Linked DNA regions of Mus musculus: all the other regions are linked to region 3. The links are chromatin loops, found by intact Hi-C in ENCODE. Cell type or tissue: left cerebral cortex. All regions are shown on one strand.

Region 1 (4,000 bases), 1.3 Mb before region 3:
GACACAAGCTCCGGGGGGTACTGGTTAGTTCATAATGTTGTTCCACCTATAGGGTTGCAGATCCCTTGAGCTCCTTGGGTACTTTCTCCAGCTCCTCCATTGGGCCCTGTGATCCATCCAATAGCTGACTGTGAGCCTCCACTTCTGTGTTTGCTAGGCCCCGGCATAGCTTCGCAAGAGACAGCTATATCAGGGTCCTTACAGCAAAATCTTGCTAGTGTATGCAATGGTGTCAGCGTTTGGAGGCTGATTATGGGATGGATCCCTGGGTGTGGCAGTCTCTGGATGATCCACCCTTTCATCTCAGCTTCAATCTTTGTCTCTGTAACTCCTTACATGGGTGTTTTGTTCCCAATTCTAAGAAGGGGCAAAGTGTCCACACTTTGGTCTTTGTTCTTCTTGAGTTTCATGTGTTTTGCAAATGGTATCTGTGGAGGAAGGAAATCACGCCCAGAACACTCACCATCCACGAGGCTCTGTACTGGACCTTTCTACGTACACTGCTGCTGTGACACAACTTCCCTTGTCCTATGTCTCAGAGGAAGAGACACACACTGACGTACCCCAGGCCAGAAGTGACTTTGGCAAGTGTGTCCTGGTTCACTCCAAAGTTGTTGCTTTGAATATGATGCCGTAGCGATCGTAGTGATTTATGCTCTGCCTGCCTCCCAGAGAGGCTCTGGGGCTAGCAGATAAATGGACTTCTGTAGATGAGCAATGTTTTCCTGAAACAGAATAAAAAGGCAGGGCGGATATGACATGCTTAAAGACATTGTCTTTGGACCATAGAATAGTGTGAGGCTAATGGAGAGCTGCTTACAAAGGTGTCAGGGACCAGGGCAGCTTCTACCGAAATGTTCAAGATTCTTTACATTATAAAGTGTGTATATTTTTATCTTTAGCATTTTACAGTAATGAATACTGCATGAATGTGCTCCTCCATCAGAGTGGATTAGCATTCCCTTGTCTCTGCATCCCCAGCAAGCTGTTTCATGTCCTTTTGCCACTAGCAGTTCTAAGCGGGTGAGATACTTCCCTAAGAGTTTGATTTAAATTTCTCTGCTACTTTAGTGAAACCTTTCTCAAGATTCTTATCCTGACATCTGGTGACTCTCAGAGGTCCTTAGAGTCTCATGCCAGCACCATGGTCCTACTTGTAACAAAGTACAATTTAATTACGAGTTTATGGGCTTCACTGGAGGGGCATGAGACTGCATTTGAGAGCTGTGAAGAATCCCTCTGTGATACTGAAGTCGACGCTGGTGGTTGTGGAGGACTCTGGTCATCAGGCAGATGAGAAGAAATTGCATGTCCCTTGCACAGGTCAGGAGGAGTACTGCAATGTGATGTCCAACCTCACTGTTCTCAAAGGTCAAGAATCAAGTCATATCTTCATTAAATAGAGAGCAAAATGAAGAAGGCAAGGTTGCCAATAGACATGTATTCAAGAGACATGTATTTAGTGACTGCCAGGCAGTACAATGTCCTGCAGTGAGAGGGGAGGGAGACATAGCTCCAGAGCCTCCCCTCTTTCTCTTTGCCCAAGCTTTAGGTCTTCTGTGTGTAATTGTGTCATTCTGTTTCCACCAGGTGGTGTTGAGGTGGAGTGGGGCTTCAGGGACTCGAGGCATTTCTGACTCTTAGATGTATTAATTAGAAAGAAACTCCCAGAACCGTGGAATTAGGATGAAGCAGGCACCATTGGATTCAGTTGCCCAATGTCTTAACTAACTTGAGCGACAGCTGGTCATCTGACCCCGTCTACCATCCTGGAAACGGAATGCTCAAGAGTCTAGGGTGCCTAAATGTGGTCTTCTTTTAGTAGCAATGGAATTGCAGGAGCAGAAGTCCCATTCACTGAGTACTAAATGTCCTGCCATGGCTGTGGTACACACGTTACACCATTCCCACTCTTCCTATAACACAGTACTGAAGCACAGCATTGTATGTGATCCTCATAGTGACGTTGGGATAGATGGATACATGGACACACACACACACACACACACACACACACACACACACACACACACAATTTGCAGGCTGGTTATTTTTCCCACTCAATAGCATACCACAGAAATCTCTCCAAGTCAATTTCATTAATCCAAATTTACCTTAAAACATCCAGCACATCTTTATGCTCTCTTCTTCTTCTTCTTCTTCTTCTTCTTCTTCTTCTTCTTCTTCTTCTTCTTCTTCTTCTTCTTCTTCTTCTTCTTCTTCCTCCTCCTCCTCCTCCTCCTCCTCCTCCTCCTCCTCCTCCTCCTCCTTCTTCTTCTTCTTCTTCTTCTTCTTCTTCTTCTCTTTCTTCAAGAATCATTTTTTTTCCTTTGTTTTCACGGACAATACCAGTGTTTAGAAGCCTAATAATGCTCTTGAAAGGCTGAGGGAAGAGGCTGTATTTTCTAAAGTGGCCACTAGATGGAGAAATTGTCCCACAATGTTAATAAAACCACACAGTTACCTGCATCTACAGGAGGCAGTGGGGTTGACTGCTTGCTAAGGAGCCCTGTACAGTGGTTCGTTCCTGTGGAAGGAACTTCGGGAGTTAACTGATTCACTTTTCTTTTTTTCTTTCTTTCTTTCTTTCTTTTTCACTTTTTGTTTTGTTTTGGGAACTTTAATATTTGCGGCAAAGTCCTTTGAGTAATATCCCCTCCCTGCTACTTTGCCCCTTGTCTGTTTGTGGCTAGAAGGTTATATATATATATATATATATATATATATATATATATATATATATATATATATATATATATATATATATATATATATATATATATATATGCCACTCACTAACCTTTAGGATGAAACCTATTCTGTCCCAAAGACCAGCAGCATCAGAAGCCAGGGCCATCTGAGCAGAGTGCAGGAATGCATTTCATCAGAAGCCACCAAGCTGGGGATGGTTGCCACACAGAGCCTGGTCCTGTGTAGGTGGATGTTGTGGTGCCCCACATGACCGTACATGTTGGGCCAGAGGGAGGGGAACCACGGCATCCCATGCTTCTCTCTTCAAGCTTGGCCAGAGCTCCTCGAAGGTTTCAACGCTCAGCTGTAGGCACTGTCATGACTTGTGGGCTGTCTCCAGGGAAAAAAATCTCTCTGCATCATTGTATAGTGTCCTGAGGGGAGACCACAGCTATGGCCAATGATCGGGGGTCTGTATAGATTTCAAAGTCATTCCCGCAAGGACTGGGCTCATTCCCAAAGAAGTGGATGATGTCGAAGCTGTCCTCATTCAGGACGAGGCTATAGGGCTTATCCTAGCTCCTGGGAAGACACCGAAGCTCTGTCTGGAGAAACTCAGCCCCTTGCCGTCAAACTTGGTCTCAAGGGCTACCACAAACGTTTGCCTGATATTCTCCGTTTTCTTTTTTTAATTTTTTAAAATGGTTTTTCGAGACAGGGTTTCTCTGTATAGCCTCAGCTGTCCTGGAACTCACCCAGGCTGGCCTCAAACTCAGAAACCCGCCTGCCTCTGCCTTCCAAGTGCTGGGGTTAAAGGTGTGCGCCACCACTGCCTGGTCCTTCTTGTCCTGTTCATAGGACTCCATCCTCTCCTCCAGGGTGCCGCTGTGGCAGATGGGCGAGATGGCCAGCATGCCGTTCTGGAACTCCGCGAAGGCTGCGTGCTTCTCGGACTGTGTAACGGAGCAAGGCCGGGTAACGGAGGCAGAAGCTGATGAAGTTCTGTAGGAGCTCGTGAAGGCTGCGTGCTTCTCCGACTGTGTAACGGAGCAAGGTGGGTAACGGAGGCAGAAGCTGATGAAGTTCTGTAGGAGCTCCTTCCCCACATGGCTCTTGATCAGCAGCATGGCGAGCAGCAGTCCATACTTGTACTGCACGGTCCCACTCTGAGCAAACACGCAGTCAGACTATTCAATGACTTCATACCCATCACCCCCGGCTCAGCGATCTTAACAGTGGTCAGTCCGAGCCACCCACCACACCGATTTGTACCCTGCTTTGCAGCTCCTGCAGGAGGGCTGATACCTTA
Region 2 (4,000 bases), 1.2 Mb before region 3:
CCGTGGAATGGGCTCATTAAGGGGTTACTTTCAGTTTTGCCAACCGGCTGTCAATCTCTGGTCCTTCATTAATTTATTTATATTAATTTTCACTGTACATATCCATTGTACATGGTACCGGATTATACAAAATCTGGTAATTTCAGAAGACTTCCTGAAATAGTAGGTGCTATGACAAAATATCAGAGAAGATATCTTAGCCCACACTTTCAGAAGTTATAGTCCATGGTTCGTTGGCCTCAATGCTTTGGGGTAGGAATCTGTTCATGTTTACAAAGCCAAACAAACAAACAAACAAACAAACAAACAAACAGAACAGAACAAACAAACAACCCCCCCAAGCCCCAACCCCCCCAAAACTAAACAAACCCAATACCACCATCACCACCAAACACCACCAAAACAGAGAGGAACTAGTGACCATGGGGTTCTAGAACCCCTTCTTTAGCGTGTTTTCTCAAAGATCCAACTTCCTTCCACTGGGTCGTATTTTCTATTGTACCATTAACTTCAAACGGTCCCGAAGTCTAGTGACGAAGCCTAAAACTTGTGGGCCTTTATGGGCTGTTTCAAAGGGTAGCATCTTTACATTCATTGTAAAACCATTAAGTCTCTGAAGAAAGAGCTTGAGGAAGACTCTGGAGTTCTCATGCTCATGGTTTGGTAGAACTCACACTGTGAAAACAACCATTCTATCAAAATCAATTAACTCATTTGATGTAGTCCCAGCCAAAATGCCCACATCCGCCACAGAATGTGCAGAAAAAAGAAGGTTAAAATTCATATGGATCACAAAAGATGCTGGAGCAATCCTGAGAAAAAGGGGCAGGGTAGAGGAATTACCATTCCAGATATCTTATAGAGTTGGATTAATAAACAGCATGGTATTGCCATAAACCGACAGATAGACTAATGGAATAACAACAGAAATGCCCAAACATGACTGCATGCAGCTACAGCTGACTGATCTTTGACAAATGTGCCACAAATACACATTGGGAAAAGACAGCATCATCAATAAACTACTGGAAAAATGAGATGTTTGCATGAAGAAGAACAAACTGGACCCAAATTTATCACCCAGCACAAAAATGAGCTCTGAACGGATCAGAGACCTCAATGTGAAACTTGAAACACGGAAACTGCCAGGAGGAAGCAATCATAGGCAGTGCCCAAAAAGATAGAGCTGTCTGTAACGACCCTCTGTCCAGGACTCTGTCAGCTCAGGAATTAACCATTGACCAGTGGGTTTCACTGTGTAGCCCTGGCTGTCCTGGCTCTCACTCTGTACAGCCAGGATGTCGGGGATTGGTCTGCCTTTGCCTCTCAAGTGCTGGGATTAAAGGTGTGGACCACCATCGCCCAGCAGCCAGCAGCCCATCTTTCTATTCCAGACTAGAACCAGGTCTAGTGTTCTTATCTTGTCTGTAGTGAGACTCCCTTCCTATTCAGTGTGCGGTGTCTATAGAATGAGACATGGAGGCAGATAAAATAAAATGAAAACACTGGTTCTCAACCTTCTTAATGCTGTGACCCTTCAATATAGATCATCATGTTCTGGTGACCCCAACCAAATAAAATTGTTTTCATTGCTACGTCATAGCTGTAATTTTACTACTGTAAAATAGCCATGTTTTCTGATGGTCACGGCCCCCAGCTTTAGAACCATTGGTCTAGGAGGTGTGATAGCTGATGGGTATCTGAGAATGGGCGTTTGCTTTAAACCTTTAACTTTTAAAGTGCTCTAGCACGGGAGACTTATTTCCATGACATTTTTTTTTTTTTTAAAAAGAAGAAAGCCTGCTGCTTGTGGACCTGTGAAATAAAGGCATTATGTTCTCAAGCAGAAAACCTGCCTTCCCCAAGAGACACGTACCTGGCCATATTAAAAAGGATTTCCATAGGCATCTGTTTCTCAGATGTGGTCCTAAAGCCTCAGGGGTCAGAAATGTAGACTGCTGGAATCTGGGGGGTGTGGGAGGTGCTTGCAGGGAGCCTCTCACTGGACTGTTTCCCTTGGCCCCCGGCCTCTGTTTCTCACACAGTGATCTCAGACTGTGCATGCTTTCCTACCTGTCTTTCTTTGGTATGGAACCCCCAAAAGACCCTTTGGTCAGGTACCACAATTCTTCCCGAGTACAGAGGAAAATCAAGATGAGGGAGGAGCCTCGTGTAAGGGAAAGGCTCGGGGTAACAGAAGCAGAAACATATGCGCATTTCATCCAGCAGGGGGCAGTGAGATCACGTGGCTACACTAAGCGAGGCAACCCAGACCCCAGGACCAAAGCTGAGAGCTGCTTTTGCTCTCCAAGGTGGATTCCAGGACCTGGTACCTGCCATCGCTCAAGCCCTCCGCAGGTTTTGTAAGAGCTTTTTCCATTTGATAATTTATAGGAACACTACTTGCTTCCCTTCTGTCCAGTGGCTTATTTAGAATGGCTGAGCACGTTTTAATAAATCAGCAACCCTCCAAATGTGAAGGGAAATAAAATGTTTTGCAGCCCGGGGACGGCGAGGGTTTGTCTGCCTTGAGCACTCCTGTGACAGGACGATCAAATAAAGACAAGGTTGTGGTTTTGATCTCTCTGGAGGCTGATTACTTTGTTCTATTGTGTGGTCAAAGGCCTCACTACCAATGTGTTTAATCACCTAGAAATGCTTGCTTTGCATCTAGGAGGTCAGCTGTGTTGCAGGGTCAGAGAAATTTACTAGGGCTAGGGAAAAAGTTCGGTCTTAACATGATGCAGTCGCTGTTTAAAAATCTCTCTCCTTGAAGGTGATAGACAACGCCTGTGAAAGTAATGGAGTGGTGTTCAAATCCATTCGCTGTTCCTGTGATAATTCACTTGCACACAGGGAGAGTGGGTTTTGCCATTTGAAAACACAGTCAATTCTCTCTGCTTCAGTGGATCATCTCTATAGGATCTTATCTTCTCTCCCTTGGTTGGTCTCAGAGAAGGGCAGAGGTCGAGAAGAGCCTGGGAAGAAAGAGCCGATAGAAACGACATCCTTCTCACTCCACTGCCTTTTAAAGTCACTTGTCATTTTGCATGAGCTCTTCTCCCTGCGACAGGTATGCGGGTCAAATGGCTTCTTCAAGAGGATACCCAGAACTCCTCACCCTGCGTGCCTCATAGATGAAAGTCCACCTTTCTTTTTTGCTTCATTTTGTACTGCCCCAGAGAGCCCTGTCTCATGGTCCTTCACCTCAGTAGCTCTGCCAAAAACATACTCAGTTTTGCAAGCCAGATTTCCAAGATCCATGCCCGACACCTTACTTCTCTTGACTTCTTGTTTCACTACCAAATCTCAGTAACTCTGTTGTCTTTAAATATAACGTTCCCTCATCTGTGTCACCACCCCTTTTTTCTACGATGTCTCCATTTCTTCTGGACATGTTAGTAACCTCCACTGGTTACTAACAACAATAAATGTATCCACTATTATCCTTTTGCAAATGAAGCTTGTGTTGCTCCGGCCACAAGGTTGCCCCAGAGCAGGTCTGTTAATGTTTTTCCTATATAGGATCAGGACCAATCTACCATTAATAACTCTTCTCTGAACCGGACATGGAAGCAGAGGGAGCATGCTTTGATGCACCGAGACACCATGCAATCCCTGTATCAAGTATCTCACGCTCCTGGTCACACACTGACTTAGGAACAGAATACTATGGGGCACTGTCTCATTCTGCTGTGAGCAGGAGAGACACTACAGGCAGAGGGAGAGGAGGTGAGGCTCCAGGCAAGCTTCATGGAGCTCTCTGCAGGAGACAGGCTTGTTCAGAGCTTAGAGTTGTCTACTAGGGAATAAAGTCTCTTCTTTGGGGGATTCGGAATCTAGAGTGCTGGGACTCAGAAAACAAGATTCCACATTATGGTGCTTTGCTGAATATTGTGAATTGAAGGCTGTTGGAATGGGGACCAGAAGTAAGGTCTCTTTGTGCCTTCCCATCCTCCATTTAGTCTCTTAAATTAGCTCACTCGGTAGAGGCCAGAAG
Region 3 (4,000 bases):
CTGCTTCAAAGGACTGCCCGAGTACATCACATAGGAACAGCTGAACAACATCTACAGCCCAGGAGCTGCCTGCTGGGTGAAGATTTCTGAAGGGGGCTGTGGGGGAGTGAGGAGGGGGAGGCAACCTGGAGGAAATTCTGAAAGTATGCCCCACTAATACACACACACACACACACACACACACACACACACAAAGTACACACACACACACAAAGTACACACACACACACAAAGTACACACACACAAAGTACACACCACACACACACCTCCTCTCTTAGAGCTCTTCTGCAGAAAAAAAAAGGGGGAGTGGGAGTGGGATGAATCTAGATTCTTCATTCATTTGTTAAGAACAGAAAGCCGGAAGAAGGATGGCTGCCTTTTTAGGTTCCTCTTTCAAATCCTGTGTTACCAGGATTTTGCTCTCTGGGTTTGCTAAACTTGCTTAATTTGCGAAGGTTAGCCTGGTGTGTGAAAGCAGAAGGAAGGAAGGAAGAAAGGAAGGAGCCTGCTCCATCTTTGGGCTTGTGTGAGGGAGTTGGCAGTGAAGGACCACTGCTTTCAGTGAGATGGGCTTTCTTAAGCCATTTTACAAATTTCTGCCTGCTTCAATAAAGTGTTCCATTTGGATTTCTGGGCACTTTAAATAAGATCTACCCTATAAAGAGAGGCCTGCTCCCCCCTCCCCCTGCCCCGGTTTAAAATGGCTGTTGTGTTTTATTGGAAATGAACTGGGTCTCTAGAAAAAGAGTGAGAGGAAAGTGAAAAAAGGTGAAGAGAGATAAGCCATTATCCACTGCCACACTGACCAGAGGCAGCAAAGGATGCGAGTGTCCTCGGAGTGATCAGCCAGGGCTGGGAAGAGAGGAGTGAACTAAAGGCAGAGGTGGGCTGTGTGCTTCATGCTGCCTTACTTGTCTGCAGACCTTACTGTTGCTGCGTAAGAGTTTCCATAGTATCAGTGTGGATTTAGATTAAGAGATAGCTGGAAACTCTGTTGACTGTGACAGGGAAGGAAAGAGCATAGTACTGTGAGTGCTGTAACTCTAAATAAAAACAGGGAAGGAAGGTGAGGGATACCCTGAGGACTGAAGAATCCCGATCACCATAGCTGTTCTTTCAAGCTCACTGTGTTCTGAAACAATAAACTACGTTGAAAAGAGCGGCGGCATTTGTTAGTGAGCTATATTTAACATGTTTTTTATCGACGAAAATAGACTTTTATTTATCTTGCAAAGTAAACGCATGGTTCCTTCCCTCTTAGTGCTTAATCTCTGTCCTGGACAGAATAAATGATGAGAAGAACTCTGGGGCTTCTATAAATTGCATTCCTCCTTTAAAAAGAGAATGAACAGAAAAAAAAAACATTTTAAAAGACACAGCAGCATCAAGAAAGTATTTTGCCTTTGACTGTGAACATCACAGTTTTAGACTTAAGGGTGTTGTTTTCATGTTGCCATTCAAGGAGGCCAGTCTTTTCTCTCGGATGCCCAAGGTAGAGGGAGAAAGCTATGCAGGCAAGAAGCAGGTATAGGTATCAGCAAGGACAAGACTAGAATGGAAGTTAAATATAGAGTAAGACATGTTTAGAGAAGAGGATGTTACATCAGGTTGCGTGTTTCATATTCTTGAGCTGTTGTATATATGTTCCTTCCAGTCGTTGCTTTTGTTAAAAATTTCGTGGTTCAAGTGATAATCTCAGCTACTTAGGGATATGTGCCTTGTGTTTCAACATCATCCACTGCCATCCACACTTCATGATCCAATGTCTACTGCAAACCCCTTCTCCCCTGTGAGAACATTTACCCAGGAACCTATCTGACCAAATTCTACTGCTCCCTCTTGTGGCAAGTATTTTCCCTGACTTTCTCTAGATTCCAGGATGCTGTCTGGATTCCCCACTGTTCCTTTAACAGTCTACCTCTCCAGCTCTAATTCTCAGTAGCAACTAAGGCTAACCAGGCCAGTGGGTTACAACACTACCTGTTCCCACTTTTCCCTCTGAACAAAATGGTTCTGGCTCCTGGGAGATGTCTCTTAGATGTAGGGGAAGTAGATGTCAGGTGTTTTCCGACCCGTTGGGATAGACCAGACTCGGGAAATGTGAGCTTTCAGCTTTTGCCTTTGGGATTTTGATTTAAACTTAGGGCTAGTCCAGTGGGGCCTCATTAAATGCAGTAGGATTATTTCTCTCTCAATCTCTCTCTCTCTCTCTCTCTCTCTCTCTCTCTCTCTCTCTCTCTCTCTCTCTCTCCCTCTCTCTCCCTCTCCTCCCTCTCTTTCTCCTTCCTCTGGCAATCCCTCTCTTTCCCCTTCTCTATTCTTCCTCTCTCTTTCCTGCAGCCTCTAGCTTCTCATGTGTACATGTGCATCGTGTTGAAACTTTAAACTAACCATGGAGTAGTAGTGACAGCCCACTGTCTGATGTGGAGACTTCCAGGGTGAGTGCTTACTGTATGCTTTCACGGAAGGAGTTTAGAACACAAGTAGAGAGTGCCTTGATTTCACAGAGCTCACACTGCTCTCTTCCCTGGCAACTCTGTTTGGAATCTGATTGCTTCGCCCTCACATTTACACCTGTCCTTTGGTTTTTGGGTCCTTGGTGCTTCTAGTCCAGAATGCAACAAGAAGGTTCAAATTACAGGCATCCTTACTTCCTGCTCAGTTTTCAAAGAAGGAAGGGAATGTCCTGTCTGACAAGTGAAGCATGGAAACTCTTTTTGTGGCTGAGGGCTAGTGCATCATCTATAATAAGTTGTTTGAGTCTGGTAAAACATTCATGGGTTCAAAGCCTTTATCCACTGGCCAACATAGAATCTGAAACCATTAGTATGAAGGTCACTCATCTGAGTGAAGAATTCTGACCAAATCCCTAACAAAATGCAGAGGTATTGCTCAACAAAGAGGTACTATGTGTGAATCTACACAAACCATTAGTATATGTTAATATGTGAACATATACTATGTGTGAATCTACACAAGCCATTAGTATATGTCAATATGTGAACATATACTATGTGTGAATCTACACAAGCCATTAGTATATGTCAATATGTGAACATATACTGTGTGAATCTACACAAGCCATTAGTATATGTCAATATGTGAACATATACTATGTGTGAATCTACACAAGCCATTAGTATATGTCAATATGTGAACATATACTATGTGTGAATCTACACAAGCCATTAGTATATGTCAATATGTGAACATATACTGTGTGAATCTACACAAGCCATTAGTATATGTCAATATGTGAACATATACTATGTGTGAATCTACACAAGCCATTAGTATATGTCAATATGTGAACATATACTATGTGTGAATCTACACAAGCCATTAGTATATGTCGATTTGTGAATTTGAAAAGCTTTATGCAATCAGCTCTCAAAAAGTCCCGAGGACCTGGGACACAGCAAGACAAAGAGGAAGTGGAAGAGTTAAAACTGTGTTTCTGCCCACTGAATGCCCTCTTGAGACTGTTCTGATAGGGAAGCGTAGGGAGCCAAGGGCCTGGGAGCAGAGCTCTTGAATAAGAGGTCAGTCACCGGAGAGAAACCAGAAGCAGGCAAATGTGGATTCCTATACTAAGGTTTTACCCTGAAGCAACCTTTGGTTCTTTTCTTAAGAAGTTAGCCTTTGTAAGGCTTCTGAGAAATGGGCAAAGTATTTTCTCTAGAGCAGACTGACAGTCTCAAAATCCTGAAGGCGCTGTATTGTAACCTTTCCACCAGTCACCTAGACAACAGTTGCTCGATGCCAATTCAGATAAACAGTTCCCTGCACATTCAAGAGATCTTGGAAAAAATTAATGTCTCTATCAGAGGCTATCTTAAAAGATGGGATAATCACTCTGTAGATTCCATGCCATTGCAAACTAAGTTACAAATAATGTCTTTGCTGAATCTAATGTGAGATCAAGTCAAAACAGCAAGACAACCAGTGAGTGATTCACCACCTTCCACTAATCCAACCATGGTGTCTACTGAGCACTCA
Region 4 (4,000 bases), 1.1 Mb before region 3:
TTTCCACAGACCAAGCACTATTTACATGGGCCATTCTTTATAGTATCTCATCCAGAACTCTGTAATCTGCCCCAACTCTTAGAATGGGGAATAAGACCTTTGGTCTTTTTTTCATAGTAGGTAACCATTCTATTACTTAGTTATACACTAATCCTCTCTAGAAAAACAATGATGTTGCTTCCCAAGCTTATCACAATGCAGCCTCTCTGATATCTAGTAGGCACTTCTTAAACGCTAATTACAACTGCTTTTAGTTACTATGGTTTCAAGAAATGCTAGTAAAAGGTAGCCACATTTATTCAAACACAGTTTCACATAATTTCATATCTTTTCAATGAAATAGTCAATGAGAATATATTCTTGCTAAAATCCATTGAGAAATGATTTGCTTTCTATTTATATGAAGAGTTATAAATTTTGCATATGTTGGGGAGTGAATGGTAAGATACGTTCTTTTCACAAAGTTAATTTAAAATTAGGATATTTAGGCTCAGCATATCTAGCAAATAACTTTTCTGAAATAAATGATCTTTGGAAGTTGAAAAACATATAGTAATGGTTTCTCGTCAGTTAATTCTTGGAAGACAAATACAAAAAGGAACGAGTTATGACTTTGTGCATTATGGCTCTCTCAGCATCTCAATTACCTCGATTTTCATTCTCTCAGAGTAGTTCCCTCCCACATCATTGCCTTGCTTCATGTGAACTTAGGGAACTGTTCAAAACTAGGTCACAAATGGGTGGGTAGGTGTGAGCGTGTGGGTAGATCCTCTGCTAATTTCAGTTTTTAAAACATAGACTTTAACCCTGGCATTTGTTGTCAAATAATGATGAAATGCCTTGATTTTTCAGAGACATTAACTTGTCAAAGTGATGCCACTCTGTTAACAGAACTGGGAAGTAATGGGATGTCTGGTGGCAGGAAAGGCAGTGAAAACATTTCTTCATGATTCTAAATGATAGGGCTCCACATGTTTCATTAGAGTTGGACTTTTAGAAAAGTAAATATAAACATTTTTGAATTTCCAGTTGGAATTTCTTGCTACTCAACACCGAGTAGCTGCTACCATCAGAATTTGCCATTGTGCATTTATGTTGTACCTTAAACCCTGCCATCTGGACAGGACTACAAAGAGTACACATCCTTCAGTTTTTGTGACCTATAAAAAAACCACTTCCCTAAGTTTTCTACATAATGTTGTTCTTTAGTGTGGTAGTGGTATTTTAAACTTTCTCAAATACAAAGGTCTTGCCTTATTCTTTAAAGTACTCCAGAAAGAAAAATAAGAAAATTAATTAGTTAATGAAAGCAAGGGTGTTTAAGTAGTTTACTGTCTTAAACATTCAGAATAGCTTGCCTTTCCATACCTTCAAGGCAATGTATCTTTAGATATAAAGAATTTGATGGTGTTACTCATATTGTAAAAGAGAAAATGTAAACTTAGGTCCCATTTACAAGTAAATGAAAGTATGGTGATTACTCAGCCTAATTCTTAATGAATCTTTGCCTATACTGAAATCATTAGAAGCTCAAGCTTTGAATTTCCCATCTGTAATAAGCGATGAGGACCAGATGAACTTTTACATTTAAAATTCTAAATTTCCTTATTCCCAAATAAAATGTATTCTATGTGTAGGACCCATAGGTGGCAGTACCATGTAATAAAAGTAATGAAAGGGTTTGTCCACAGTAGGAAAAGCATGGAATTAAAGCTCATTTTTTTATGGGGTTCAAGAGAAAAATGAGAAAGCAAAAGCAAAATGGCCATCATTGTGTTTGTTTCATGACATTCTGCTTGCATGGACTGTAGTGGTATAAGAGAGAGAAAACTTAAAGCTTGCTTATTTCTGTATAAACTACATTGAAAGAGAGAAAAAAAGGAGTCTGCTTACTTTTATGTCAACAACATATTGAAAAAATGAGACATAGGTTTTTTTTTTTCTTTTTCTTTTTTTAAAATATATGTGGAGATTTCAAATTTGATGCCAGATAGCTTGGATTTACTAACACACAGTAGAAATGATGAACATATTCATAGTAAAGTTGTGGTTATTTGAATGGCCCCATAGTTTCATTTGTTTGAATGCTTCCTCTTCAGTGAAACTGTTTGGGAAGGATTCGGAGGTATGGCATTGTTGGAAGAGGTGTGACCTGGTTGGCAGATGAATATTACTAGACAGTAGGCTTTGAGTTCTCAAAAGCCCATCCAGACCCAATGTGTCTGCCTCTGGGCTCTTCCCATGGTTCAGATTGTAAGTCTCTCAGCTACTGCTCCACTGTCCTTCCTTTTTGCTTCCTGTCATAAAGAAAATGAACTATTCCTTAAGTCTGTAAGCAAGACCCCCAAATTCTTGCTTTTATAAGAGTACCTTTGGTCATGGTGTTCCTTCACTGAAATACTGTTTATAGAACAGTAACTATGCTACAAGTAAAATAACAAATCAGATTGAACTGATATTGGATTATGCAACTTTTAGGGAATTTTACGAGTTAAGATATAATATGACCTAAAGAAAAATTTGTCATAAACATGCTTTTTTATTTCTATGCAAACCACTGTTTGTTTGCTTAAATTAAGAGAATATTTTCTTTTGAGCTGAAGAGCAAGTGCAAGCACCCCACTTTAACAAAGTGGTGATGGACTACCCCATATATTTTTATATAAATTTCAGACTAGGTAACTTTAGGAAATCTGAAGACCAGTACTATCTTGGCATCAAAAGAGAAACTCTGATCAGAGTATACTATATGGAAAAAGATCTCTTTTCAGTTAAAAAGTCAGATGGACAAAGTTAGGATTTGTTTCATGTATTGTGGATTGGGCCCTGAGAAAGTTAAATTGGGAGTTAGACAGATGCCTCAGCAGTGAAAAGCGCTTGTTGCTCTTTCAGAGAATGAGAATTCTGTTTCTAGCACCTACATTGGATGGCTCACAACTGTCTCACCAGTTCCAAGGATATGATGTTCTGTCCTTGCTTCCCCAGGCACTTGTATATACATGCACACATGTGTATGCATATGTACACACACACACACACACACACACACACACACACACACACACACACTCTCTCTACAAGGCATATACATAAATAAAATAAATTAACATTTTAGGAGGATAGAGAATTAGTGTTTTTTGGAGGATGGCCACTAGTATGATTCCTATCTGACAGTGGATGGCCCATACCCATGCATTATGGACATCACTAACTGGAATGAGTGGGCTATGAACATAAAGTACAGATTGAATTTGAAAAGGAAAAGTGATAGGGAATATGATAGGAGGGATAGATATAATCATAGTAATATTTCAAAATGCACTTAAAACCAAGTCATATAAATATCTAAAATTAGAAGCATTTTTATTTCAAAATACTTTATAAAGAAATTTTTCAACTGTAACATCATTACCGTGAGTAAGCTGAACTAATAGTCAAAAAGCAGTTACTTATTAACAAGATTTATACAATCCAAATATTCAAAACTGCTGACTAGAGATGGTGATGATCTTTCTATATATGAGAAAAGCCAAGGACTGTAGAAGCAACAGATAACTCCATCTAAGTTTATAAGGTTAATTATTCGACAGTGTGTAAAAAAATTACCCATAAATCTCAATAACAAGGAAGCAAAATAATAAATAATAGCTATTTTCAAGAAATTTATTTGTGTGTGTATGTGCTAGTATTTAATCTTTGGAGGCAGAGATCAAGGCAGCTGTGAGTGGCCAGAAGTGGGTTCCCAGAACAGAATTCTGACTCTCTGGAGGAGTAGCAAGGGCTTTTTAACCACTGAGCCACTTCTCCAGGAAGTTTTGTAAATAATTATTATTCTTGCAATTCACATATACAAAATCATAACTTTGGTACTAAAGCCTTACAGGCTTCTGATTACTATGTTTAACAGATGTTCTTCCAGGAAGGGAAATGTTTGCCTGTGTCAGGACAAGGCTTGTAACATTGTTCCGTGCAGCTTCATTGTGTGAACTCTAATACACTC
Region 5 (4,000 bases), 470 kb after region 3:
AGAGAGAGAGAGAGAGAGAGAGGGAGGGAGGGAGGGAGGGAGGGAGGGAGGGAGGGAGGGAGGGAGGGAGGGAGGGGAGAGAGAGAGGGAGAGAGAGAAAGGGAGAGAGAGAAAGGGAGAGAGAGAAAAGAAGGAAGGAAGGAAGGAAGGAAGGAAGGAAGGAAGGAAGGAAGGAAGGAAGGAAGGAAAGAAGGGAGCCAACATGGCTATAAAAAATTAAAACCCTTTAAGAGCTAATAAGTGTCTTTCAAAGTCATAGAATCTCAACATAAAAATAAATTATATCCATTATACTAACAAACACAACACCAGTGACTACTATCTAACAGAACCAACGAAGAAATTCAAAGATGCAAACCTAACAAACCATGATAGAACTTGGGAACCAAAATTGCTCCAGGACGAGCAAAGCACTGAGAGCTGTAAATAAATGGGAAAATAAGTGATGTTCGTGGATGACCTCGGAGATACTATTCTTCCCAAATAGACAGGTTTGCTTGAATGTCAAAGTCCTAACAATACTTTTATGCATGTAGACATTCTAAATTTTATGTAGAAAGGTAAAATGATTACCATAGCTATTACAATTCATAAAATAACAAACTTAAAGGGACTTGGTCTGATTTCAAAATTATTACAGTACCAGAAGGATGTAGTACTGGGAGAGAAACAGGAATAGCAACATTCCTGTCAAGGTATGGTACTGCGGTTGTACAAGATGTTGCTCCTGTAATGAGCTGGGTAGAGGATCCGTGGACTTCCTCCTCAGCATCTCTTGCAGCTTCCTGTCAAGCTTTGATTTTGAGAAACCAATCTCAAGTTTAAAAATAAAGTGACATTCTTCACAAGATATCGCGCATAAAAATTTAAACGAAAATATTCTTTCTTGGTATGCTTTTCAATATCGTTTCCTGGATACTGTTCTAGTCTGAAGGTCTGGGCGGGGCAGTGCTAGAAGCAGCCTGGAGATTGAAGAGTCCGGAAGGGAAACCACACATGTAGCTCATCCTGGACTCGGTCAGTTGAGTGGTTGCAGGTGCAACTCAGCCCCAGCTCCACCAGCAAAGCAAGAAAGTGATTAAAACCACATGAGGACTTTATGTTACTGTATATATTAAAGGCCATGAGGACAGCATCCCCAGCTACCCCACAGCATCAAACAAAGATAACAAGAATAACCTCTGCGGCAGTGCCCCGGAAACATGACGAGTGAAAAGCTAACCTGTGTGAAGATAAAGGAAAGGTGTTTGCACTGGAAAACTTCAGATTCCTGCAGTTTGCAATGGAAAGTGAAATTGGTGAAGTGAAAAGGAAAAAATCCTTTCTAATCCCTCAAGTGCCAGTGGATCTGGAGCCTGAAATACCCATCCCACAATGCCAGCCACCAGGACTGAAGGATTCCCTTCAAAATGCATGTTGCCGGTAACACAGAAGGGTCCAATTCCGATCGCGTAGTATCTCCTGTAATGCAAAGCCACTGCATCAAGTCATTGTATATATCATAATTCTGCAATAGTCTGCATTTCAGAGGAAGCTTGGTTCTCAGACTGAAGATGCGGAATCATCCCTTATTCCAATGCCAACGCTGCCCTCTAGTGGCCATACAAATACCAGCTGTCCAAGTGTTCTAGTCTCTTTTTTAAAATATATTTTTATTATTATATATTTTCATTTCAAATGTTATCCCCTTTCCTGGTTTGCCCTCCAAAACCCCCCTATTCCATCCCCCCTTCCCCTGCTCACCAACCCACCCACTTCCTGGCATTCCCCTACACTGGGGCATCGAGCCTTCTCAGGACCAAGGGCCAGTCCTCCCATTGATGTCCAACAAGGCCATCTTCTGCTACATATGCAGCTGGAGCCATGGGTCCCTCCATGTGTACTCTTTGGTTGGTGATTTAGCATTCTCATCAAAAGCAACTTTACGAAAATATCCCTGTTGTCATTGTTGCTGTTGTTTTGTTGTTGTTGTTGTTGTTGTTGTTGTTGTAACAAATAAAATGTGCAAGAGAAGGCTGCCAAAATTCACATTTTTCATATTTTTCAAATGACATTTTATCTTCCATTGACTTTCTTGGGTATGAATTAAATGCTTCAAATTTACACCTAATAACAGAAATAGTTCATACAAAACATATTATACACTCAGTTATATCACTTTCTGAGGCCCTGATCCTATTTCTGTTATATACCAGGGAGTGTGTGTTGCTTTCAATGTGTATGAGATGGGTATTTTCCCGTCATGTTTCTAGAACAGGAAACAAAGGCATCACAAAGCTGAGGGATTGCGTTGTATATCCCCCACAGCATTGGCCTGCTCCCCACACAGCTCCCTAAGTACCCAAGCCCTCTGTGCAGGCACAGCCCAACCTTTGAAACTCCAGTCTTAGGAGAAAACAACCTACCTACTCATGATTCTATCGGCACTAGCAGAATCAATTCCTCTCCTACCATCTTTCTAGAACATTCATGTCACTGCTACATTCTGAGACATAAGTTTGTTTTGCCTCCCAGACAACAATGGAACTAGGTTGGGGGCAAGGGAGACTTGTTTGTTTGTTCTTTAGAAATTTTCAATCAAATATGAATAGGTTGGCTAAGTATCCTATCAGAATCCCAGTGATGAATCCAAGCATTCATTAGACCAACACCTGTACTCTCGAACTATGCCTATTACTTCCCGAGAGATGTTCTGTTGTTCAGTTGGACTTGCCGTCTTTGTTCCTAGGAAAGCGATCGTGTTTATCTTCATGCCAAAGCCCAGTTCTGCTGGCTTCCTATGCTCACATGGGTAAAGCCCTTCTGAAGATACTAAATCTGAGTGCCTAGCCCCTCTAGGATGCCCTGTGAGGAAGAAAGCCCAAAGGAAGCAGAGAGGGAAGGAAGCATCCATGCAGTGCAGTGGGACCAACTCATCCTCAAGAACATGGGAGCAACCAATGCAGTTGGCAAATCATCTTGTCCCCTACCAGAAGAGAAATAAACCTCTTCAATATGTGCAGCTGCAAGCAATTGCTCACCTCCATTAAACATTCGTGTAAAAAGCTGACTCACGCCAGGCGTGGTGGCGCAGGCTTTTAATCCCAGCACTCGGGAGGCAGAGGCAGGTGGATTTCTGAGTTCGAGGCCAGCCTGGTCTACAAAGTGAGTTCCAGGACAGCCAGGGCTACACAGAGAAACCCTGTCTCCAAAAACAAAACAAAACAAAACAAACAAACAAAAAAAAGCTGACTCATACAACCTTGCCGCCTACCCCTGTGAAAGAAATGCTGTAAGAGGGAAAGAGCGTCGATGGAGACACTTTTAACCATGTATAATGTATAAAACGTACGTGGTCACTTCCAAGACTCTAATATGAACCAAAGTATCAAATAACTGTGTGCCTGTGTGTGTTGGCTACGTATCCTGGGCTACCCCCAGGATACATAACTTATTGATTCTGTCGTTACATATTGTCAGTTTCTCACAGAAATATGAGTCCTGTGCATCATCTTTAAAAACTGAATAATGATTTGAAAGATTCTATTGGGCCTCTCAGCACTTGCCGCTTCTACGAGGGAACGGAAGCTTCGAGGCTTCTGGAAGGCAGCAAACATCTGTACCGGGCATGCGCAAGAGACTCAAGCGCTCATGGGCTCTATCAGCCATCCAGGCAATGCGCTGGAATATTCCGTGGTTTGTTTCACATCATTTTTACCACACATCCTTGCCATCCTTAACATCATTATAAAGGTTTAGACCAGTGATTCTCAACCTGTGGGTCATGACCCCCTTTGGGATCACAGAGCAGATACCTGCGTGGCAGATATTTATATTACAATCTATAACAGTAGCCAAATTATAATCGTGAAGTTACAATGATATAATTATACGGCTGGGGGTCACTGCACAATAAGGAACTGTATTAACGGGTCGCAGAGTTAGGAGAGCTAAGAAATGCTGCATTAAGAAGGAAGGAGGCGACCCCTAAAAAGTCAAAGAATCGTCTTCAAGCCCCAAC
Region 6 (4,000 bases), 71 kb before region 3:
CTTTTGATGCTCCTTTCTTTTTTATTTGTTTGTTTTGAGATAGGCTCTCCTATCCACAGCCCAGGCTGGCCGTGTAGTTAAGGATGACTTTAAAGTCCTGGGCTTCTTGCCTCCATTTCCCAAGTGCTGGGATTGGATGAAGGCATCCATATACCAGCTTGTCCTTTTTAATTTATAATAGGAATTTCAAAACCAATTCAGATTTAAGAGTATTTTAGTATATGTGCATGTGCATATATCACCCGCAGAAATTACCCTTAGTGAGAAGCAATAAAATTGATTTTTAACTAAAACGAGTGAATCCGGGGATTAGTGCCGCATATTAGAGACATTGAGAGTAAGAGGGATAACTCCACTTTTAAAACAAAACCTGAAAGATGAAAGCCTAAATTACAAATAAGTTAAAAAAACAAACAAACAAAACAAAGAGCCTCAGTCTTCATGCCACTAAGAGGCCCCCTCTCTACTTGTCAGGGCAAGATTTATTCCCTGATTAGGGATTAAATCAGAGTAGTATGCCACAAAAGCCTATCAGTGATAATGAACAAGCTTAACAATTCTTATTCATTTAGGCTTGGGTTCTGTAACAGTAAAAACATTTTCTAAATCCTTTTTTCTCACCCAAGTCTTAGCTTAACACACCTGCCACCTAATAACCTAAAACACCTCCTCTCCTGTCAGAGAGATCTTGACATCTCTGGCCTTCTGCTTTTCCTTTAAGGTGAATCATCGAGAGGGTTAAGAACCATTTCCAGTTAAATAAATGTCTCGAGAATAAACCTAGTAATTAGTAATTCACATGTAGTGCAATAAGGGAGTAGTGTTCATTCAGCTACTATTCATTCACTCATTCATTCATTCATTCATTCATTCATTTAATAAATGTCTCTCAGGTCCCATTAGCATCTTATTACTAAGTCTCTCAGTGTGAAGAGGCTGGTAAGCAGCCAGAATCAAGCAAGCCCACACCCTGCAAACTTTGCGTTTGAATCAGGTAGAAATTGATTGTACGCCAAAATCCGGAGAATACGACTGCCAATCTAAAGCATATTTGTAAGCGTGTGTAGTGGCAGAATTGTGGGTGGGAAACGGGCTGGCTGAAAGGATGTCTATATGTGTATTTTTATCACCCATGTGTCGGATGAGCCTGAGAGCTGCCAGATAGCTTTCTCGACAGCTTGGCGTTAGTGTTGGGAACAGGTCCATGTATGGAAGCGAAAGCCGAAAGGCACAGATAAGCTAAGAGCCAGCTATGCAGCCATGCTTAGAGACACTAAGGACAGGCTCCCCGGGTCCTTTCTTTCTGGTCTATCTGGAGCAGCCTTCAGAGCTGGTCGGTTTCTCATCCAGCCCATGCAGACAGAGACGGCTTGACAGAGGTAGGTGCAAAGCTTTTATGAAACTTACATAAGAGATGATACGCGGCTACTCCCAGCAGAGCCCTTGATGTTTGTAGGGGAGGATGCCAAATTATTTCTGAAAAAAAAATTAGAGAGAGATTGAGATTGAGGTTGAGGCTGATGACTGAGGTATCTGACACCAAGCAGGGGAGTTTAACTGCTGAGGGAAAGTAACAACCCAGACTGGCTGGCAAATTATAACTCTTTTTCCTGGGTCACCCATCATTTGGATTTGTATGAACCTAGTTTTTCCTTAATATTGCCAGCATGTTATAGGATGGGCCACATGAGGCCCTGCTTAACTCTGTGTGCTTTAGGGTAGGGTGGGTGCAATGTTTGAGTTTTCTTGCATGTTCATTGGAAGCTAGCAAATACATTTGTGTCTAGTTCTTCTTGGATGAACAAGGGAAGGTTGGTAAAAGGCATTCTTATTTTTAGCAACTGAAGTCAGTTTTTCAGCTTTTCTCAGCAGCTCGTAGATTGGTCACATCCTGTTTAAAGATTTCGGGTTCCGTTCTCACAAGCATGTCGCATGTGCGTCAAAAATGGCTAGAGCCAGCTATATGTCCTGCATTTTTCTAGGTACTCTTGGCACTTTTTCTTCATTCTTCATTGTAGAGGTACAAAGTCTTAACCGCTGGAAAGAAAGTCCTTCTAAATGTCATCATGGTTTTCTTAGTCACACGTTGACAATAGTGGCTTGCACCAGAATAGGAAAAGCTCCCACTCAGGAATTCAAGGTCAAAGTACGTACATCAAGACAAGGGTAACAACACAAGCTGCTCTATGACTAATTCAGTTTCTGGAAAACCAGTTAACCAGCCAATCATGTTCACTGCATTTTGAAATACCATTCCAGAGAGCTGCCAAACTGTGGTCATTAAACGAAGGAGTTCTGTCAATACTGTGAGCAAAGTATATCTGCCAAACACTCATAAAAGTTTTGAAGGAGATCATAAGGTGTGATTTCCTACAAAATACATGTGTTTTTTTTCTAAGATGAAACCGAAATAATTATTATAAAGGATGATAAAATTTAGGCTCTGGCTTTATCTTGTGAAGCACAATGTGTGTATGAATCAAGTCAGATTTGACCCGACTCCCCACTTTAGGTTTCAGTTGTGTGACATAACATGTTGTTGAGGGAGGGCAGAAATATGTAACACGATTGGCTTTCTCTGGTGACAAATATAACATGGAAAATAATGAATGAATAAGTATAGTTTGCAACGCCGAGCAGTGAAATGTTCTCTGGATATATTAGATTTCTGGGGAAAGGTTTGACAAATATAGAGGAAGTATACATAGTGGTTTTTGTCTAAGCTGTATTTCACTTCACTTAAACAAACAAAATACGCAGGGAAAGAAAAGATATGGTTTTGCTTCAATGCTACAATATCACTATCAGGGTACAGAACTAAGGAATGGAATTTGCACTAAACTATTATTTTAATCTATCCATTTACATTGGAAATACATTAAATTTATAACATATTTGCACTTAGCATTTTTCCTTCTAAGGTAGGTTAAACTGTACTAAAGAATACTAATATTCTGGGAGAGATAAAGAGAAATCTAAGAAGAAAAAGAAGGGGAAAGAAAAGTAAAAGAAATGGAGAGGGGAGGGGAGAGGGACAGGGAAGGGATGGTGAAGAAAGAAATAGAGGAGAGGAGAGGGGAGACAAGGAGAAGAGAGGAGAAGAAGAGAGAGGAAGACAGGAGGAAAGGGAAGGAAAGGAGAGCAGAAGAGGAGAGAGGTGAGGAAGAGCAAGAGGTTGTACATTCTTTACTAACAGAGCATAGCTGTCGTAACTTTAGCTAAAGTGGAACAGGCCTGGAAAAGAACAAAAGAGTGGCTCTAAAATGCTTAACTAAACATCACATACCAGCTGGCTTTCAGAAAGAAACAGCACAGCAGGAACCCTCCCAGGTCTCAGTATATAGAAGGGTCCTAGAAAGGCTGCTGATGCTGGCAGCAGTCCTGAAGAGGTGCAATACATACCTGTTGCTGGCAATTTCTCTCTCATTTGCAAACCTCCAAGCACACTTCAAATTCACACTCCTGTGAAATGTCTGTTGCCTGTTTGTCCCCCTGATAAACAAATCTAGGAAACAGCTTTAAGTGATAGAAATGATTGGCTGCTATTTTTATGTGTAGTAGATAACATTAATGACAATCAAGCTCCTTGTCCTTCTGATTTGTGACATATATTTGAAGTTCCATATGTTTATACTATTTATATTGATCATATCTATCCCTCACTGCCTCCCTCCAACTTTACCTAGAGCATGAATGCACACCATCTCGCTCTAAGGTTGATATCCAACCCAAGGAGAAAGGTCAAAGTGCTATGATTTTATTTTGTCAACTTGACACAAGCTACAGTTATCTAAGAGAACCATCAGTTAAAAAAATGCCTCCATCAGATTGCCTGCAAGCAACTCTGTAGTGCATTTTCTTGATTAATGATTGACAGGGTTGGGGGCCGTGCTAACTTGGACAGGTGATATTGATCTTCATATGAAACCAGGCTGAGCAAGACATGTAGAGAAAACCAGTAACCAGTGTGCCTCATGTACTCTGCTTCAGCTCCTGACTC
Region 7 (4,000 bases), 190 kb after region 3:
ACCAGCTATAAATGGGCGTGTCCTTTCCCTGGTGATTTCTGAAACCTTGAGGAGACAAGAAGTTATCAAGGAGCAATGGGGAGTTTAAATTTTTCTCAGAAAGCCAAAGCAATCAAACAGCACTGCCTAACATTTAAAAGCACTCAGATGTTCTCTTTAAGGAAAGAAAAAGAATAACTATTAAGAAGAAAGAGGCTTTCACAAGCTCTTTCTCTGCTTTGTCTGCTCTGAGTCTGTTAGAATCCTAGGCCAGCTGTGTTCCCATCAGGCAGCCTGTCAAGAAAAGGAATGAACAAAGAGATCAGAACCAAGAGAGTGGCGTGGAAACAGAGAGCTCAGAGCCAACCAGCGATCTCCAAGGGCCCGGCGTCCACGCCCTGAAATAGATACAAAGTTGCACATGCATGTGTTTCATTGGCCAGGTTAAGAGTTAGCAGAAATTAATAGCCGAGCGCCCTTCCTTCTCTTAATGGAAGTGCTGCTCTGTCAGGAAAATGAGACTTCGCCTGTCTCCAGGTCAGCTGGCTAGCTGGCTACTGAGTGGCACGCAACTCTCAGATCTCTGCCCAAATGCTGCTCAGGTTGGAACCACCCCAAGGAGCACAAATGGTAATGTCTAGGCATGACTCCCCAATGACCTTTGTTAAAAATAGTGCTGCTGTCTCCCTGCTCAGAGGTGACAGAGCCGTCAGAGGTGTCTCAGCTGTCATAGTTGGCATTCCCATGGAAGCCCCGACAGCTAGACAACTAAATTTATCCCACCTTGTCTTTACCATCTTCCTTCTCTCTGGGTTTTCTTCTTAGCTCTCTGTTCTTCCCCTTCATCTAGCTCTGTTTTCCTTCACTTCCATTAACTTGCCTTTTTCTCCCTTTTCTTCAAGGCTGAGTATATAAACTGCTTGGCCACTACTCTCCTTCTTAGGCCAGAGCTTCACACTGTGAGATGAGCTTAGAAAAAAAAATGGGCTCAGTTGCCTGAGATTAAAGTTAATAAATACAAAACAACAAAAAGCCCCAAGAAGATATATTCAAACAAGAAAAATAATTTTGCTGTGATAATTCAATAAAATCCCTTTATAACTTTTGGCATAAGATATATCAGGCTTTTTTTTTTTTTTTTTGTCCAACTTCTATTGCCACTACATGACATTTTTCAAGTGATCTCATATAATTAAGACATACGTCATGACCTCAGAAAGCTAATTAAGATGGTGATTTGATTTCTTTATGACAAGTTTCAAACTTTAAAATTTGAACACAGTGTCCATACATTAAATTACTTTAGCAGAACTTTACTCTGTTGAAGAGGCTAATCATGATAGGAAGAAGCTAAAAATATAACCTTGTAATGATTGTGGTTGAGGCCTTTTTGAATATGGGATTTTTTTTTTCTTACGTATCAGACAGTATCCTTGTAGGAAAAATTAGGATGTGTTCAGACATCAGTCAAATTTCTATTTCTTTGCAATTATTTTCCAACGTTGATTGCAAGAGAAAATGCGTAATACCCCTCATTGAACTCTTACGGGGTTTTGAGGGGCTACGGAAAACGTTCCCAATATTTTGAAATGTCTTCCAAGAACCCTGTGCTGAACCATACACATCGCCTTCTCTGTGCGCAGACGGGATGAACCAATGCCCCGCCTGCTCCGTGCTTCAGCTGGTTGTTGGGTTTCAGTTCCCTGGGAAAAAAAAGGGGGGGGAGCTTCTTCGCTTTGCTTTTTCCTTTCTCTTGTTATTTATTGTTCCTCCTTTTTGCATCCACACATCCCTGAAGGTCCTCCACAGCATAGCCCTTTGTCTCATTCCTGCCAAAAGGGGAGCACCCTTGGGCACCCCCAAGTTATAAGAGGCAAACATGCACCCTGCCCTCCTTAACTGCTCCAGGGAGATCTTCTGTGGCTATAGGGATTATATGATGGGGGTGGGGGAAGGGCCAGTCAAGCGTTGCAAATGGAAATGAGATTCGATGTATGAGGTTTCATAGGGAAAGCCCTATTTCCTGTGATACCGTAGCACGTGGTGCTCTCTCTGTTAAGACTTCAGCGTAAGTTGAAAGAAGCACTCATGGTGACTCCTTGCCACAGGAGCTGGGCACACAGCCAGGGCTCTCTGCTCAGCGGCCTTAGGGTGAGCTAAGAGTCCCAGAACACGCCAGTCAGCATTTTTCATCCAAGGACAGGGGTGTCCTATTGAAATTAAAAGTACACGAGCTAGGGCCTACCAACCTCTGTGCGAGGAAGTTAATTAGTTTTCCCTCCCCGAAGCATGTTTTCATTCTTTACATGGCGTGCAGTTCCTTAGATAAATGCAATCATCCACAATCGGGAAAGCACATAGGTGAAGGTCTGCGAGGGCGGGCTTCCTCTTGGCTCTAAATACATAAAATCCGACAGATAATAATGTACAATGGTAATTTTAACCTACCTGGTCATGCCAAATTTGTCATTCAGAAATGCTCTCTTTTTTTTTTTTTATTTTTTTAAGCTGCTTACAGCTTATTTGAAAACGCTGTTTTGATTACCTAATTTATTGCCATTCCCTCGTTCACAATGTGGTAATTACACACAATTTGTAATGAGCTTATCTCAGCAAAGCACAGCCAGTGACAGGAGATGCGTTGTTTTCATGTAAGCCAACCGACTCTGGTCTTCTAATCAGCAGCAGAGGGAAGCAATATTGATAATTGAAACTTAGATCCAAAGTGGCTCTTAATTGAAACCTGCATTAATGACATGCTGGCATTAAAAAGATCTGCAGGTTAGCTGCAGCTTCCCCTGGCATTCTGAAGATTTTTTTTTTTTTGTCTCTTCAGTACCTTACTGAGATTGACTAATTAATTAATTAATTAATTAAGATTGGTCTTGGAGGCCTGGATGCAAAGACACACCTTCCCACAATGTGTTTTCCAAACTGTACAATATTAATTATAATTTTATTTCAGAACACAGAAATGTTGGCCTTGAACACAATCCAAGTTTATCACGTGGTAACTTAATGCTATTTTTCACCTTTTAACCCTAGTTCTTTGGCCATATAGAAAAATCTAGATAAGCTTATCAATTATATTATATAAGTAGCTGAAATTAGAATTATGTATCAAGATTTTGGTTATAGTATTCAAGGTAATGTTTTCAGGAGCCATAATGAGTGAAGTGAGTTAATCTTCTATTTAGTTTAATGTATGCCTAGGGTAGAGGTTTGGGGTTCTGGTTTACTGTAAAGTAGAAATTCTCTGTGCTCAAGAACACCAAGAACAGCACTAGAAAATTTTCCAAAGATGACCTCTCGCTGCTACCCAGATGTGAATAACAAAAAGAAGAGAACCATCTAAGAAACTAGAGGTATGGAAAGAAGATTCATTAACATAACAGCTCACTAAAAGTTCAGATCAAGAAATAAAGTGTCGGAAAGGCTTACATATCAACACACTGTCAGACCTTCATTCAGGAAACGCTCAAACGTCAAAACCAAAGAGTTTGATAGGACCCTGAAGGACCAGAGAGACTTTACATTGGTTTTGGAGGCGAGGACCATGGAGTGTGGTTGGAATATGCTTATCTGTCTGAGGAGGGACAAGGGACAAACACCTAACTTAGCTGGCCTTTGAGTTCATCTAAGGAGCCAATCTTACAAATTGGTTTTATGTGAAGTGAGAGACCTGTGCCATGGGTCTACCTAGAGTCTATAATAAACAAGGGCTTGAGATCATGTGGGATTATGCAGATGATGTGACCTTGAGCCACAAAAGTAGACCAGCCTTTCGACTGCCAAGATTCCCATTCCAGATATTCCTCTAAGCCTCTACATATATAAACATGATCCATCATGAGGCCTGTGGCAATGTGTGACTAAGAAATCATCTAAACAGCTTCTGAGCACCACGGGCCTGGAATTCTAAAGACAGCATACATGTGCAAGAAGAGTGAAAGCATTAAGGACAATGCCCCAACTTGACTCGTTGGTTTAGAGGGAATTCTGTAGTCTTCCCTCCCTGTAA

The links. Peaks named below come from ENCODE experiments on the same cell type or tissue, not always from the same donor. Only the 100,000 strongest peaks of a DNase experiment are listed, where the experiment ranks them.
Region 1: a loop joins it to region 3, with 2.8 times the contacts of the local background. A loop is called at or near these places in 6 of 42 quality-filtered maps.
Region 2: it touches region 3 in a loop (4-fold over the local background); 7 of 42 quality-filtered maps call a loop at or near these places.
Region 4: it touches region 3 in a loop (4-fold over the local background); 5 of 42 quality-filtered maps call a loop at or near these places.
Region 5: a loop joins it to region 3, with 4 times the contacts of the local background. A loop is called at or near these places in 9 of 42 quality-filtered maps.
Region 6: it touches region 3 in a loop (5-fold over the local background); 4 of 42 quality-filtered maps call a loop at or near these places.
Region 7: a loop joins it to region 3, with 2.6 times the contacts of the local background. A loop is called at or near these places in 9 of 42 quality-filtered maps.

What each region holds. Positions count from the first base shown.
Region 1 is chr17:82,956,055-82,960,054 of GRCm38, reverse strand. Gm34265 (a long non-coding RNA gene) reads left to right here and starts at 3,560. Exons shown (of 7, transcript XR_877010.2): 1 at 3,560-3,745. Gm4601 (a long non-coding RNA gene) reads right to left here and starts at 3,369. Exons shown (of 3, transcript XR_385810.1): 1 at 2,801-3,369; 2 at 464-725. In left cerebral cortex, CTCF peaks have their summits at 1,311 and 2,428 (motif pointing right); a DNase peak (open chromatin) is centred at 2,434.
Region 2 is chr17:82,855,946-82,859,945 of GRCm38, reverse strand. The region is part of intron 4 of Gm34265 (a long non-coding RNA gene); the gene reads left to right. Among named protein-coding and RNA genes, the nearest start is that of Gm41629, 14 kb to the left of the region's middle. In left cerebral cortex, a CTCF peak has its summit at 2,227 (motif pointing right); a DNase peak (open chromatin) is centred at 2,229; H3K4me3 peaks cover 728 bases; H3K27ac peaks cover 1,055 bases.
Region 3 is chr17:81,664,597-81,668,596 of GRCm38, reverse strand. The region is part of intron 1 of Slc8a1 (solute carrier family 8 (sodium/calcium exchanger), member 1); the gene reads left to right. Among named protein-coding and RNA genes, the nearest start is that of Slc8a1, 72 kb to the left of the region's middle. In left cerebral cortex, a CTCF peak has its summit at 1,847 (motif pointing left); DNase peaks (open chromatin) are centred at 437, 835 and 1,852; H3K4me3 peaks cover 1,566 bases; H3K27ac peaks cover 1,231 bases.
Region 4 is chr17:82,740,295-82,744,294 of GRCm38, reverse strand. No RefSeq gene overlaps it. Among named protein-coding and RNA genes, the nearest start is that of Gm34211, 120 kb to the right of the region's middle. In left cerebral cortex, a CTCF peak has its summit at 1,647; DNase peaks (open chromatin) are centred at 1,669 and 2,912.
Region 5 is chr17:81,191,214-81,195,213 of GRCm38, reverse strand. No RefSeq gene overlaps it. Among named protein-coding and RNA genes, the nearest start is that of Gm33944, 92 kb to the left of the region's middle. In left cerebral cortex, a CTCF peak has its summit at 1,594 (motif pointing left); DNase peaks (open chromatin) are centred at 975 and 1,567; H3K4me3 peaks cover 742 bases; H3K27ac peaks cover 645 bases.
Region 6 is chr17:81,735,688-81,739,687 of GRCm38, reverse strand. It overlaps Slc8a1 (solute carrier family 8 (sodium/calcium exchanger), member 1), which reads left to right and starts at 1,301. Exons shown (of 11, transcript NM_011406.3): 1 at 1,301-1,379. In left cerebral cortex, no CTCF peak of the experiment used is centred here; DNase peaks (open chromatin) are centred at 1,176 and 1,921; H3K4me3 peaks cover 1,473 bases; H3K27ac peaks cover 1,165 bases.
Region 7 is chr17:81,478,616-81,482,615 of GRCm38, reverse strand. All of the region lies in intron 2 of Slc8a1 (solute carrier family 8 (sodium/calcium exchanger), member 1), which reads left to right. Among named protein-coding and RNA genes, the nearest start is that of Gm33944, 200 kb to the right of the region's middle. In left cerebral cortex, no CTCF peak of the experiment used is centred here; a DNase peak (open chromatin) is centred at 2,018.